Regions from separate parts of the Homo sapiens genome. Here all the other regions are linked to region 3. The links are chromatin loops, found by intact Hi-C in ENCODE. Cell type or tissue: heart right ventricle. All regions are shown on one strand.

Evidence for each region. Peaks named below come from ENCODE experiments on the same cell type or tissue, not always from the same donor. Only the 100,000 strongest peaks of a DNase experiment are listed, where the experiment ranks them.
Region 1: it touches region 3 in a loop (6-fold over the local background); 39 of 110 quality-filtered maps call a loop at or near these places.
Region 2: a loop joins it to region 3, with 2.0 times the contacts of the local background. A loop is called at or near these places in 19 of 110 quality-filtered maps.

The regions. Positions count from the first base shown.
Region 1 is chr17:75,749,001-75,751,500 of GRCh38, reverse strand. ITGB4 (integrin subunit beta 4) reads right to left here. Exons shown (of 40, transcript NM_000213.5): 27 at 2,456-2,500; 28 at 1,233-1,390; 29 at 641-821; 30 at 390-527. It also overlaps a transcript of GALK1 not described here. Among named protein-coding and RNA genes, the nearest start is that of GALK1, 15 kb to the left of the region's middle. In heart right ventricle, CTCF peaks have their summits at 1,234 (motif pointing right) and 1,434 (motif pointing right); a DNase peak (open chromatin) is centred at 1,450.
Region 2 is chr17:75,474,826-75,477,325 of GRCh38, reverse strand. The region is part of intron 2 of TMEM94 (transmembrane protein 94); the gene reads right to left. Among named protein-coding and RNA genes, the nearest start is that of TMEM94, 19 kb to the right of the region's middle. In heart right ventricle, no CTCF peak of the experiment used is centred here; a DNase peak (open chromatin) is centred at 1,275; H3K4me3 peaks cover 2,024 bases; H3K27ac peaks cover 2,500 bases.
Region 3 is chr17:75,425,336-75,427,835 of GRCh38, reverse strand. No RefSeq gene overlaps it. Among named protein-coding and RNA genes, the nearest start is that of MIR3678, 21 kb to the right of the region's middle. RefSeq lists an enhancer at 1,032-1,091. In heart right ventricle, a CTCF peak has its summit at 1,346 (motif pointing left); a DNase peak (open chromatin) is centred at 1,315; H3K4me3 peaks cover 447 bases; H3K27ac peaks cover 782 bases.

The sequences.
Region 1 (2,500 bases), 320 kb before region 3:
AAATAATCTTTTAAAGTGCTATCTGAAATTCAGAACCTCCTGTATTTCTGTTTGCTAAATCCGGTAACTTTCCTCTCACCCTAAGAAAACCATGCACGTGTGAGCTCCCTGGTTACCTGCATGGGGAGGGGTACCCCTGGGCCTGTGACCTCACTCCACATAGGTAACCACCCACCCTGCAACCTTCTGGGTTTGGTCTTAGAATGCAACCCAGCCCAAATCTGGCCAAAACCCTAAAGATGCCTCAGGCTTATCCGCTGACCAGGATGAAGGCCTCGAGTGCCCTGCACAGCAGGTCCAGGGAGTGACCAAGAGCTCCCTCCAGCTTTGTCCCCTCCCCTTCCATGGCTGTTCTCCCTGTGGGCAGGAAAGAAGGATCTGGTTCTTACGGTTGTCATCGTTGACCAGGCCATAGCAGACCTCGTAGGCTGTGATCTCACCGTTGGTCTCAGCCGGCTCAGCCCAGCTCAGCTGGGTCACCGTGGAGGAGACGACATTGAAGGCCAGACGCCCTGGCTCGCTGGGCACTAGGGAGCGGGGAATACAGGAAGAGTGCTGTCAGTGGCAGAGGGAGGGAGGTCTGGGCATGCTGGCATCAGGGCAGCCAGGGGACAAATGGACAGACATGGCGAGGCCTCACCTTCCTGGTGGGTGCGGCAGGACACCAGGGAGCTGTAGGGTCCCTCGCCCTGAGCCCCGTAGGCGCACACCTTCATCTCATAGTCGCAATACGGGTACAGGTTGGTGAGCTCCACTGAGGGCACCTTGCTGTCGAGCAGGTGGGCTTCGGATTCGGAGTCACCCTGAATCCAGTACTTTACCTACCCCCAGGGACAGGGGTCCTGGTCAGCAGGGAGCAGCAGGCACCCAAGCTGCCTGTCCCTCCTCTGACCTCTGCCCTTACTGTCCTCTTTGCACAGATGAGGCCCGAGGGAGGGGCTGAGAGATCTGCCATGTGCACACGTCAGGACTAGGGCAGAGCAGGTGGGGGTATCTCCCATGCGGGGGTGGGAGGGGGCCCCATTCTAGGAAGGAGGGCAAATGTCTGATAAACTCAGGAATGGGTCTTCCCTCTTTCCCAGCACAGACCGGGTTTCCCTCTGACCACCTGTGCTAGGTTCCACTGTCTGCTCTCTCTCAGGGGGCCCTGGCCTTGGACGGCCCACCTCTTCTGTGAGTGCTGGTGCCAGACCGCCCATCCACCTGTCGTGACCCTCAGCCCCCCGCCTTACCCTGTACCCCATTGGCTTGCCAGAAGGGGGCAGCCAGTTGAAATGGATCTTCCTGGACCCAGCGGCCTTAGCATTGGGGTTCTGCGGGGCGCCCAGGTCGCCGTGAGGGGGTGGCTGTGATGACAACATCTGACTCGTGAAGCTCCGGTCCAGTTCATCTAACGGGTCAGGTTGGGGCCGGGCAACCACTCAGATCCCCCTTCACCACCAGGGGGCGCCAGAGACCCACTTCAACACCCAGGGCGCTCTACCCAGCGCATTCAACTCAGACCTGCCCACCCGCGTCTCTGGAGACCTGGTGGTGCCCCATTGCTGCCACATAGAGCATCCTGCCAAGCTTGGCGGAGGACCCAGGAGGGTCTCTGGAGGAACAGAAGCGGGAGGGAGTTGGTCTGCCCCTTTCTCCCTTGGCAGCTCAGGGAACATTCCACATGAGAACATTTGCTCCCCACCCCATCTCCACACTGTACCCTGAGTATCTCCCTCCTCTCCCATCTTCCTGGCAGGCTTTCTCCCAGTTGGGAGGCTGAGGGCTGATAGGAACTAACTGGCCCACTCCTTCCTTCCACAAGCATCTGCATGTTAGTTGGAATTGAGGCTGAAGCCAAAGGGCCAGGGTCTGATGGGAGAATTCCTATTGTGTGGTGACAACAGCCTCTCTAGCTGTAGGGTTGCCAGATAAAATGCAGGATGCCTAGTTACATTTGAATTTCAGATAAACAACAAGATTATTTTTTCTTGGGGGACAGGATCTCATTCCATGGCCCAGGTGCTGTGCAGTGGTGCGATCACAGCTTGCTGCGGCCCAGACCCCCTGGGCTCAAGTGATCCTCCCACCTCAGTCTCCGGAATAGCTGGGACTGCAGGTGCACACCACTATGCCAAGCTAATTTGTTTATTTTTTGTAGAGACGAGGTCTCACTATGTTGCCCAGGCTGGTCTAGAACTCCTGGGCTCAAGTGATCCTCCCACCTTGGCCTCCCAAAATGCTGGGATTACAGGTGTGAGCCAGTATACCCAGCCCATTTTGCAAAAAAAAGGATAAGTATGTTCCAAATATTGCATGGGACATACTTATCCTACCAACGTGTATGTTGTTTACCTGAAATTCAGATTTACCTGGGCGTCCTGTGTTTGGATTTGCTAAGTCTGACAGACCTAGTTGAGAGACCCCCCAGTCTTCCCTCTCCTCCTGCTTAAGCCGACCCCCAGGCTCTGCCTACCTGGGTCCCTGATGATGATGGTGGTGGAGTGGGGCTGGCCCAGGT
Region 2 (2,500 bases), 49 kb before region 3:
CCACTATACACTCTTCTGAGTTGGGCCAGACACAGATGGACTGTCTGCAGCCAGGCAAATCAGAGCCTTGAGCAGAGCTGCTTCCTCCTTTTCCTGGCTCATGCTGACCTTAGTACTTTCACCCACATTCTTCCCCACCTCCTGTAGCCACCAGGACCTAGGAAAAAATCCTCCCCACCCTGGTGGCTCTTGTCTTAGTTCCCCACATGGTCCTTCCTTGTGCCTTCAAAGTGCCTTCATTGGCCCTGAGGAGGGATGGCATCCTGGCCCTGAGCTTCTGTCACCTGTGCATGGAAACCCAGGTCCTCACATGCCTTGGCAGGGTATCCCCTGGGAGGCTTGGGTCCAGTCCTGCTCTGGGTGACTCGGGCACCTGGCTGGCAGCTACCCAGGCACACTGGCCTTCTGGCTCTCATTCCCAATCCCCTTCCCAGGTCCCAGCTACCCATGCTCATTCAAGCAGCCTCCCATTTTGCATTGTCTTCAGGACTCTCACAGCAACCGCTAACCCGAAGACTCCCACACAAAGCAGGGAACACAGCATTTTAAAGAGAAGCGTAAAAGCCCTGCCAGCATACTCACTTTGTTGCCTTTGCCCTGATGGGGCATCCATAGCTCTGCCTGCTTAAAGAGCATGGGCCAGAGTCTGAGCCACAAGCAGTCAGCTGCAAGAACTTCCAACACCTCCCTCAAAGCGGGGAGGGTGAAAAGAGAGAGAGAGAGAAGAGGAGAGAAGAGACGGAGACAGCTGAGAGTGTGTGAGCAAGAAGCCGGGTGCTGCACAGAATCAGGCGCAGCAGAGCAGAGCTTCAATCTGCTGATTAATTCAGCCTATTTCTAGTCACGCTGCAGATTCAGGGAGGGAGGAGGAGGCAGCAGCCCTGGAAGGGCGGGAGGGAGGGGAGAAGAGGAAAGAGAAGGAGGGAGGAAACAGGAGCATTGAGAAGAGAAAGTTTGTCCAACGCGCTGCCAGATATCCAGGAGCTTGGCCTGTTCTTCAGAGGAGGCCACAGTGGGGTTAGCTGAGGGGCACCATGCAGCCAGGATATGGACAGACAGAGGGATAGATGGAGGAGAAACTGCCCCTGTCCCAGAAACCTGAAGACAACTGCCAGTATCAAGGGGAACCCTGGGACACACAAATCCCAGCTCTCTTCCCAAACTACCTGTCCTTTGTCCCCAAGTCACTGGGTGAGCCCATCATCCATGAGAAGTCCCCAAATCACACGGCAACTCCCCAGCATGGAGCCAAGCCAACAGCCCTTTCCATAGTTACAGCTGCAGGAAGGAGGGGAGAGGGGACTTGTGGGTTATTAATAGTAGCACATCCTGTGTGGAGGGGGACGGGATGGACTGGCCGCTGAGAAGATTTGAGCAGTGACTTCTAGGAAGGCAAAGCCCAAGGCCAGGCAGCTGACAGAAGGAAGGATCCAGTAGGGAGGGAAGAGCCAGCCCAAAGGGCCTCTGAAGACTCCAACACCTTCCTGCCAGGTAGCACGGAGACCCTCACAGCCATGCAGGGAAGAGCCGGGCCAGCAGCCGGTGATGCCCCAATACATTCAGACACACCGGCCCAAGTGCTGCTGGGCCCATGAGGCTGCCCGGGAATGCCCAGGCCCTGCATCCCCCAGGCAGAAAGGAGGCCAGATACCTGGGGCTCCTGCCTCAGCACATGCCAGAGCATCAGGCAGAGCCTGAGTGAGTCATGGCTCCAGAGGCATCATTCAGGGACCGCGAGTTTGACATACAGGATGCTCTCAGCACAGGCACCCTGGGTGAAGCAGGGGCCGAGGCATGGGGAGTGGATGGGACACTTCTCTGCCTAAAACCATCCTTATAATGGGGTTACACACCCCAGGGGAGAGGAAACAGCCTAACAGGTCCCAGAGCTGGAGAGTGTGAGCTGGAGCCTGAGCATGTTTCTCCAGGGCCCTCCGTTTCCTAGACGACACCATCTCAAGCTGCAGGGAAGAAGGAGCCTCAGCAGCCCAAGCCAGCCTCCCCATTCCCTTTCATGAGTGCAACTCCCTGTGCGGCCCCCAAACAGAGTGCTGAGTGAGAACAGAAGGGAGGGCCCGGGCAGTCCAGAGGTTAAGAACAGGAAGACTCCATGGAGAGAAGGAAAGGTTGGCAGTGGGGGTCAGCTTCCACGCCAGCCACTGTGAGGATGCTGCTGCTCTGCAATCTGGCTGTAGCCAAAGAGAAAGACTCCTGTCCCCTCTCTCCTGTCCCTGAGGCACTGCTCGGGTGGGAGCTACAAGTCCACAAACACTGTCCCTTCTATGTGACAGGCCCCAAAAAGAACAGCACACAGGGACTAGCCCACGTGCTGTGCAGGCCCCAGCACAGCCCTCTCTGGGCCCTGCCTCCCTTCCTACACTACCCACCTCAGCAAATGGAGAAGGGAGCCCTGCACCCAAGCAGCAGGAACCCAGGCTGTCACTGCCACAGCAGGGCCACTGTGGGCTGGAGGACCGGGGACAGGGGTGAGGGCTTTGAA
Region 3 (2,500 bases):
CAGGCTTGCATCCTTGCAACCAATCTTGTTCCTCTAGGTTCTAACTGGCAATTATCTTACTGTCATGATCCAGACATACAATAATAATAGCAGTAGTAGTAGTAGCTTACTTTTTTTTCATTTGAGACTGAGTCTCGCTCTGTTGCCCAGGCTGTAGTGCAACGGTGCAATCTCGGCTCACTGCAATCTCCACCTTCCGGGTTCAAGCAATTCTCCTGCCTCAGCCTCCCAAGTAGCTGGGATTACAGGTGCCTGCCACCACGCATGGCTAATTTTTGTATTTTTAGTAGAGACAGGGTTTCATCATGTTGGCCAGGCTGGTCTCGAACTCCTGCCCTCAAGTGATCCGCCCACCTCGGCCTCCTCCCAAAGTGCTGGGATTACAGGCATGAGCCACTGTGCCCAGCTGTAGCTTACATTTAAGAGCTTGCTGAGGGTTAGACTCTGAGCTAAACACACTGTGTGCATTATTTCATTTTTGCTCCTAAGACAAAATGTCCATACATTCAGGATCCTAACCAGAGAGGAAGACATCAGACTTTGCCACTGAGCAATCTAAGTCTGAAAATGTTTTAGAAGTGAAAAGAGAATAAATTCCACAACTTTCTGCCCTTGAGCCATAAAACCAAAAAAGAGTCTAGTAGAAAGGGAAGATATGTTTCATAGAAGGCAGAGAAAATGCAGCTTCTGAGTTTATTAAGTAAATGGGAAAACATTATTTCTGTTCTTTTGTAACCACAAAGAATTGAAACTTGTGGTTGGCCGGGCGCAGTGGCTCACGCATGTAATCCCAGCACTTTGGGAGGCCAAGGCCGGCGGATCACGAGGTCAGGAGATCAAGACCATCCTGGCTACAACGGTGAAACCCCGTCTCTACTAAAAATACAAAAAAATTAGCCGGGCGTGGTGGTGGGCGCCTGTAATCCCAGCTACTCGGGAGGCTGAGGCAGGAGAATGGCTTGAACCCAGGAGGCGGAGCTTACGGTGAGCCAAGATCGCGCCACTGCACTCCAGCCTGGGTGACAGAGCGAGACTCGGTCTCAAAAAAAAAAGAAAGAAAAGAAACTTGTGGTTAACAAAGATTTAGGGGTTGGCGGGGGAGGGAGAGAGCAGTCTTGTTGGGTCGTGAATTCTGTTTTGGTTCCAGGGAAATAGGGTTTCCATTACATATGGTGCAACAGGATATTTCCTCCACGCTCCATCAAACAACGTTTCCTGGCACTTCTAGTGCGGCGAGTCCGGGCAGCAAGGTCGAATCCATTTTTGGAGCCAAAGGACTGCATTCCTTTACAGTTAGTTAGTTCTACAACCACCTCTGAGGAAATGCCTGCCTGTCTCGAGTGACATCTAATGGCAACCAAGGGAAGTACCCGATTTTCCAGCCTAGGTAAGGATCACCTACAAATGCTGCACTCTTTGTCACAACAGAAGCCGCTTGATCCTTTCCCTCACTAATTACCCTGTGGTTGATGGCAACACGTAGGGCTGACAACATGAGCAAGTAGAAGTTATTCCACTTGCTAATTAAAACCGTGAAGTATGCTTTCATGTAAAATGTGAAACCACCGAGTTACATTTGAATGTTCCCAAATCCTGGCCTCGGCAGTGATCGTCCTGGGTAAGTCACTTGTCCACCAGGGGTACACCTGCTTAGCTACAGGCTGGAGTGGCATGTTTTCTCTGTAAAGGGGCCCTAAGACATTTTTTTTCTTTCTTTCTTTCTTTTTTTTTAAGACGGAGTCTCACTGCGTTGCCCAGGCTGGAGTGCAGTGGTGCGATCTCGGCTCACTGCAGCTCCTCCTCCCAGGTTCAAGTGATTCTCCTGCCTCAGCCTCCCGAGTAGCAGGGATTACAGGGGCCTGCCACCATATCCAGCTAATTTTTGTATTTTTAGTAGAGACGGGGTTTTACCATGTTGATCAGGCTGATCTCGAACTCCTGATCTTGTGATCTGCCCACTTCGGCCTCCCAAAGTGCTAGGATTACAGGTGTGAGCCACCGCTCCGGACCATTATTTTTTCTTTTCTTTTCTTTTCTTTTTTTGTGAGACAGAGTTTCATTCTTGTTGCCCAGGCTGGAGTGCAGTGGCGCCATCTCGGCTTACCGCAACCTCCGCATCCCGGGTTCAAGTGATTCTCCTGCTTCAGCCTCCCGAGTAGCTGGGATTACAGGCATGTGCCACCACACCCGGCTAATTTTGTATTTTTAGTAGAGACGGGGTTTCTCCACATTGGCGAGGCTGGTCTCGAACTCCTGACCTCAGGTGACCTGCCTGCCTTGGCCTCCCAAAGTGCTGGGATTACAGGTGTGAGCCACTGTGCCCGGCCTGCCATTATTTTTTCTATAAAGCTTTAAGGCACTGGGCACAGTGGCTCACACCTGTAATCTCAACACTTTGGGAAGCCAAGGTGGGCAGATCCCTTGAGCCCAGGAGTTCAAGACCAGTCTGGGCAACATGGAGAAACCCAGTCTCTACTAAAAATACAAAAATTAGCAGGGT